2 separate regions of the Homo sapiens genome follow, and region 2 is linked to region 1. A link is a contact called in ENCODE Hi-C or POLR2A ChIA-PET data. All regions are on one chromosome and are shown on one strand. The core of a region is the stretch at or near the end of the contact, and the rest is flanking DNA. Distances in the headings are between cores, read along the strand shown.

Region 1 (3,228 bases), core at 729-3,228:
AGAGGATGAGTAAAATGAATAATGCGCCAGCTGGTGCCCCGCGGCACTGTCAGACACAAAGCTGGGTAGCAGGATGGGAGGGCGGGGGCTGTGGTGTCAGGTGCCAGGTGAGGGAGGGGCTGGTGTCAAGCTGACAGCTGAAGGCTGAGAAGGAGTCAGCCATGGGCAGAGCAGAGGGAGGGGTAGGAAGCAGAGCAAGCACCAGGTGTGATGTCCTGGGGCAGGAGGGAGCCCGGTGCTGGGGAGCAGCAAGGAGGCTGATGAGGCTGCAGCAGAGAGCTCGAGGGGACGGTGCTGAGATGGGGGCACAGAGAAGGGGAGGAGATGCCTGCTCCCAGGGAGGGATTCAGGGAAGACTTCCTAGAGAAGGGAGGGTCTGAGCTGAGATCTGCAGGATGATCGGGGGAAGCAGAAGAGGAACGTGTTCAGGCAACAGGCACAGCCTGTGCAAAGGCCCAGAGCTGAGAGTGCAACCGTGCCTGGTGGGAGAGGTGCCAGCTGTGGCTGGTGCAGGCACTGGAGCCGGGGTGTGAGGCAGAGGATGGGAGGGCCTGGGCTGTCAGGGCTGGCCACGCAAGGCAGGCATTTGCAGCAGTGAGAAGGTTGTGCTTGATCTGAGGGGCTCTGGGAGGCCCGAGAAGGAGGTCAGGGCCTGGTCAAGTGTGAAAAAGGGTAAGACATGGGAGCTAGCATGAGCTCTCATGTGCTCTCACTGAGGCACACTTACGCACACGCACACGCACACACACAGGACCACGCTCAGAGGACGCGCCTTCACCTCCAGCCCCCTTTAAATGCCCCAGGAGTCCAGCCCCAGCCCAGCGGGCTGACCTCAGTCCTGGGAGGGAAACTGCAGGCTTTCATTTTGTCATCTCTGCCTCAGCAGAGAGTCACAACAAAGAGACGCAACCAAAGCCCCGGGGCCTCACCCTCTCACCCTCCCCTTGAGCTCCTGGATCCCTGTGCAGACAAAGACCAGAGACCAGGATCTCTCAGGAGAGGGGTTTTCCCAGATGAAGAGAGAATGGAAGCAGGAATGAGGGTAGGTGGGGGCCGAGAGAGGCCTGCGTGGTCCCTGCTCTGTCCCTCACCTGCACAGTGGTGGCAGAAGTTGTAAAGGTGCAGCCCACACACTGGATTCAGTCCACAAATGTGTTTTATCAAGGGAGTTCCTAAAAACAAACTAAAGCTTCCTTCAAACATTTGGGGAAACTCACACAAAATCCGGATTTCCTGCTCATCTCATCTTGAAAAAGGAATCTGGCTGACCTGCGGTCCCACCTGGAAACCTAGCAGGAGCAGAGTTGCAGCCGCCCCTTTTAGACAGACACGTGCTTGCCAGGCCACTGCGGTACTCCCAAGGCCCTGTGGTCTCGGTGACACTGCAGTTGACACTGGTCATCATTTATCATCACACTTGCACTGTTGTTTTTTGCTAACTCAGAGAACCATTTCCCGGTACATATATTTCTACCAAAACAGGCAATGAAAAATAAACCAAAAAAGTAAACCGGCCGGGAGAGGTGGCTCACGCCTGTAATCCTAGCACTTTGGGATGCCGAGGTGGTTATATCACCTGAGGTCAGGAGTTCGAGACCAGCTTGGCCAACATGGTGAAACCCCCTCTCTACTAAAAATACAAAAATTAGCTGGGCATGGTGGCGGCACCTGTAGTCCCAGCTACTCAGGAGGCTGAGGCGAGAGAATCGCTTGAATCTGGGAGGCGGAGGTTGCAGCGAGCAGAGATCGCGCCATTATTGCACTCCAGCCTGGGCGAAAGAGCGAAACTTTGTCTTTAAAATAAAATAAAATAAAATGAAGGAAAAGAAAACAAAAAGAAAAAGTAAACCCAGAGGACCACAAGGTTTTGCTCTGTGGAAGCGAAGCCGGCAGCTCCATATCAAAAGAGCACGGCTGAAGACAGGATAATCCCATATGTAAATACACACACGACCCACAGGCGGCGCTAGAGCCACAAAGAAAAATAAAGCTGAACCAAGCTGGGTCACAGGAGGGAGCCATCACGAAAATGGGACTCAAGAAAGACCTCTCTGAGCAGGTGGCGCTCGCGATAAGGCTTAAACGAAGTGGGGTGGGAGCCACGCAGACCTGTGGGGAACAGCATTCCCAGGCAAGGGAACAGAAATAGCAAAGGCCACAAAGAGAGAGCGTGCCTGACCTGCTCAAGGGGCAGCAGAGAGGTAGGTGGGAGGAGGGGAGGCCAGGGCTACAAGGTGAGGACAGAGGAGAACTTTGGGTGTGACTCAGTGAGGCCAGGGCCAACACAGGCCAGGCTGGTGGGTGTAAGAGGTGGCACCTCACAGTTCGGGCTGCCTGAACCGGCACCCCTTTCACCTCTGTGTCCCTCCCATCCAACTGGCCCATTCTCTTTGTATTTCAGGGGCTGCTGATTGATGGCAGTGGAAAGGCCTACAGCTGCCAAGCCAGGGGGCAGGAGCTCCAGCCCAGGCCTCAGGCCCTGAAGACACAGTTACCGGGTTACAGGTATGGATTTACGTCTGATTCCCCCTGAGCTGATTCCCCTGTGCCTGCCGCTGTACCATGGAGCCTAGCCAGACCCAGCTGCCCCTGAGCCTGCCTCTCCCCAGCCTATCTCTCTCTGACTTCTTTGTCTGCACAGGGACCCAGGAGCCAGGAGACCTGGGAGGATCACTACTGTGAACTTGCTGGGTGGTTTCAGCTGGCCCTCTCTGGACCTCAGTCCCCATCATACAATGCAGGGTGGACCAGACCAGCATCACCCACACCAATTACAGCCCTTGACACTGTTTGCACCACCCCAGGGCAAAACAAAAAGAATGGGGACTGTTCGTGTGCTGAGAGCTGTGGCTGAGAGTGCAGACTCTGGGACCAGCCCTGTCCTGACCCCAACACAGGCCTCTGGGCAAATGACTCAGGCTCTCCAGGTCTCAGTTTTCTCATCTGTCAAATGGAATATGTAAAGTCCTAGCCTCCTAGAGCGATTGTGAGCATTAAAAGAGCTGAGACACGCCGAGTCTACACATATGCACACACATATCATAAATATACCCACATGCCCATATGTGTCAACGAATGACTGCCCTTTATCCTAGAACTATGTTGCTCTAATTTCTTGGAGGGGTTGAAATGTCCTTTTTTAAATTAAATTTAAATTAAATTAAATTCTGGTTGGTTAAGGGCATCACTAAAATCAGGGAGCTGTCCTTAACACCACTCTATCCCTCT
Region 2 (3,166 bases), core at 131-2,630, 63 kb after region 1:
GCGCACATGCACAGAGGGATGACCGTGTGCAGAGGCAGCAAGAGGGTCGCCATCTGCAGGCCAAAGAGAGAGGCCTTGACGGAAATCAACCCTGACAGCCGGCATCTCGAGCTTGGACTTCCAGCCTCCAGCACTGTGAGATAATAACTGTGTTGCTTAAGCCACCCGGTCTGTGGTCTTTTGCTATGGCAGTTCTAGCGAACAAATATAGTCTCTTTCCCTGCACACCTAGAAGAGTTCCTGGGAAGATGCCCATATGCCTGGCTTGGTTCACTTCCCGTCTGTTACCAATTGCTGTGGCCACCAGATGCTGAACTCTAATCGGTCAGGCCTTGGCCAAGTGCTCATCCCTGGAGCTAGGGATGGGCTCAGCCTGCCAACCTGGGTTCACTTTTCCTTGTTTGATTAAAAATTTTAATTTAAAGCAAGTGACGGCTGGATGCAATGGCTCACTTCTATAATTCCAACCTTTTGGGAGGCCAAGGTGGAAGGATCACTTCAGCCCCAGAGTTCGAGACCAGCCTGGGCAACACAGCGAAACCTCAACTCTACAAAAAATATTTAAAACTTAGCCAGGTGTGGTGGCACCCACCTGTGGTCCCAGCCACTTGGGAAGCTGAGGTGGGAAGATCACTCGAGCCTGGGGGATCAAAGCTGCAGTGAGCTGTGATTGCACCACTGCACTACAGCCTGGGTAACAGAGCGAGACCCTGTCTAAAAAAAAAAAAGAAGAAAGTGAGGTCGAACCTGTGGCTAACAAGGGGATAATTTACATGTCTGAGCTCAAGTTCAGATGTACAAGTTGGATTCTCTTTTCTTTTTTGGGGGGTGGGGACAGAGTCTCACTCTGTCGCCCAGGCTGGAGTGCAGTGGCGTGATCTCGGCTTACTGCAACCTCCGCCTCCCGGGTTCAAGCGATTCTCCTGCCTCAGCCTCCCGAGTAGCTGGGATTATAGGCACCCGCCACCATGCCCAGCTAATTTTTGTATTTTTGGTAGAGATGGGGTTTCACCATGTTGGCCAGGCTGGTCTTGAACTCCTGACCTCAAGTGGTCCACCCGCCTCGGCCTCCCAAAGTGCTGGTATTACAGACGTGAGCCACTGCACCTGGCCATCAAAATTAGAAGTCTTTTTAAAAGTCCCTTTGATCCCACCCATGGTAGGCAAACCCTACCTCAGGCATCGGGTCAGGCTGCAATTTCCAACTCATATCTGCTTTTAGCCCCTGGAGATTTCACTTAAATCCTGTGAGCTCAGCCATCTATCCCCAAGATGCAGTTCCTCCAAGATACCTGGCAGGCACCCTGGCAGGAGGGTGTCACGGTTCTCTAACCTGGCTGACTACTGAGCCTCTGGGCTCCATGAGGACAGGATGTCTCTCTCACTCGCTGCTAGCCCAGTCCCTGGCACAGCCCTGGGGCTTGGCAAATATTTGTTGAATGAATAAACAGGCTGTGGCTTATAAGCTGGTTCAGATTCCAGCTCCCCACTCACTCCGCATGGAAGAATCACTTCAATCCTCCAAGCCCCCCGTTCTTCATCTGCATGGGGGATATTTTGTTGTTATTGTTGTTTTTTAAACTTGGGATTTTTTTTTTTTTGAAAAATAGAACAGATACAGATACAAAAACCACACAGCATAAGCATGTGACTTAATGATTTATTATAAGGCAACTGAACACCCTCGTGACCACCTCTAGGTCAAGAAATGTAACTTTGCCTGCCACCCCTGGAAACCCCTGCAGAACCCTGTCCTCTCAAAGCCCTGCCCCTCCCAAAAGTCACTGCTACCCTAAGTGTTATGGATATCACTTGTGTTTCTTTCTTGTTTTACCAACCATGTGAGCAGCCCCAGACACTATACTTAATCTTGCCCACTTTTTAAAAACTTGATGTCTCTTTTAGTTTCTATTCCTCCTCCATCCCTTTCTTTTCCTTACAATTTACCTGCGCAGTACCTGGGCCATTTAACCTGCAGAGATCCCTGGGTCTGGGTTAGGCTGATGACAGCACCGTGTCATGGTTCAACACGTTCTGTCCTTGGGATTTTCTGTAAAACGGCAGCTGGATCCTGAGGCTACACCAGGGATGTTTCCAAGCTTCTGCCCTCACGGGTCGTGGTGAGAATTGAAGGGGGATGGGTGAGTGTTTGATATCAGCGAGCAGCCCCCAGAAGCAGCCGCCAAGGCTGTTCGGAGATGCTCACGAGGCCTGAACATGGACAGCCCGAGGGACATCCCATCTCAACAGTCCATCCTGGCTTCTCTCCCCACCCAGACCCACCCACCCCACTTTGGGAAAGTTCTAGGGCCATGGCTGGCTCATCCCAGCGAGAGCTGGCAGCAGAATGGCCTGTAATTTTAGCTGTTTCTCTTCCCTAAAATTATTTCCCATCTGGAAATGGTTTCCCAACCCTGCCCAGGAAAGAGTTGGTGGTGCAAGGAACATTTTTCTATTAAAAAAAAAAAATAGGGGCCGGGCACTGAGGCAGGAGAATCGCTTGAACCCGGCAGGCGGAGGTTGTGGCGAGCCAAGATCGTGCCACTGCACTCCAGCCTGGGCAACAGAGCAAAACTCCGTCTCAAATAAATATATAAAACCAGCCACCAAACACTGAATCTTTGCAGCCCAGGCTCTGGAGGCCTGGCTGAGTGCCAGCTGTATACCCTGCCTTGAGGGAACTCTGTCAGCGAGGAGCAGAGGGTGAGAGGGCATAGTCAGGGCTCTGCTGCCAGGATACCCCCACCCACCCAGTACATTCGGACAAGGACTTTGTTGCAGGGCCTGGGACAGCCCCAGGCGAGCTGAGAAGGATCCGACCTGGGGTTGAGTGGCCTGCCCAGCTGCTGCCACACTCGAGGTCTGTGGGTTATTCTAGGTCCCACAGGGCATGAAATCACAGAGCAGAAGTTCTTCCTATGGGGATTCTCTTGCAGCTGCTCTGAGCATTTCAAGAAAAAAAAAAAATCCCTGCCGCTAACATCTCCCCATCACCTCGCTAATTCTCTTCTTTCTTTCCTTTTTTTTTTTTTTTTTTTGAGACGGAGTCTCGCTCTGTGGCCAGGCTGGAGTGCAATGGTGCCATCTCAGCTCACTGTAACCTCTGACTCCCTGGTTCAAGCGATTCTCCTGCCTCAGCCTCCTGAGTAGCTGGGATTACAGGTGC

The links. Hi-C counts contacts between places; a loop is a spot of excess contacts on that map. ChIA-PET counts read pairs that join two places held with the same protein, here RNA polymerase II (POLR2A). Pooled maps may share reads with other maps.
Region 2: a loop to region 1 is called in a map of tibial artery, with 13 times the contacts of the local background. The contact joins two enhancer-like sites. A Hi-C loop is called at or near these places in 134 of 168 maps with a recorded cell type or tissue (A673, B cell, CD14-positive monocyte and 77 more), 37 of 37 single-sample maps with no recorded cell type and 50 of 50 pooled maps. POLR2A ChIA-PET finds 5 or more read pairs at or near these places in 25 of 52 experiments (A549, A673, AG04450 and 17 more).

Annotation. Positions count from the first base shown.
Region 1 is chr20:49,539,938-49,543,165 of GRCh38, forward strand. The region is part of intron 4 of PTGIS (prostaglandin I2 synthase); the gene reads right to left. Among named protein-coding and RNA genes, the nearest start is that of PTGIS, 27 kb to the right of the region's middle. RefSeq lists an enhancer at 1,864-1,913 and a silencer at 2,369-2,645. Within about 2 kb of position 1,979, at least 3 of the 41 ENCODE cell types and tissues checked have a DNase peak (open chromatin) inside an H3K27ac peak, as active enhancers do; they include ascending aorta, tibial artery and uterus, where a contact is called at or near this core.
Region 2 is chr20:49,603,276-49,606,441 of GRCh38, forward strand. LOC105372651 (a long non-coding RNA gene) reads left to right here. Exons shown (of 4, transcript XR_001754713.2): 4 at 1-363. Among named protein-coding and RNA genes, the nearest start is that of PTGIS, 37 kb to the left of the region's middle. Within about 2 kb of position 1,381, at least 7 of the 41 ENCODE cell types and tissues checked have a DNase peak (open chromatin) inside an H3K27ac peak, as active enhancers do; they include ascending aorta, tibial artery and uterus, where a contact is called at or near this core.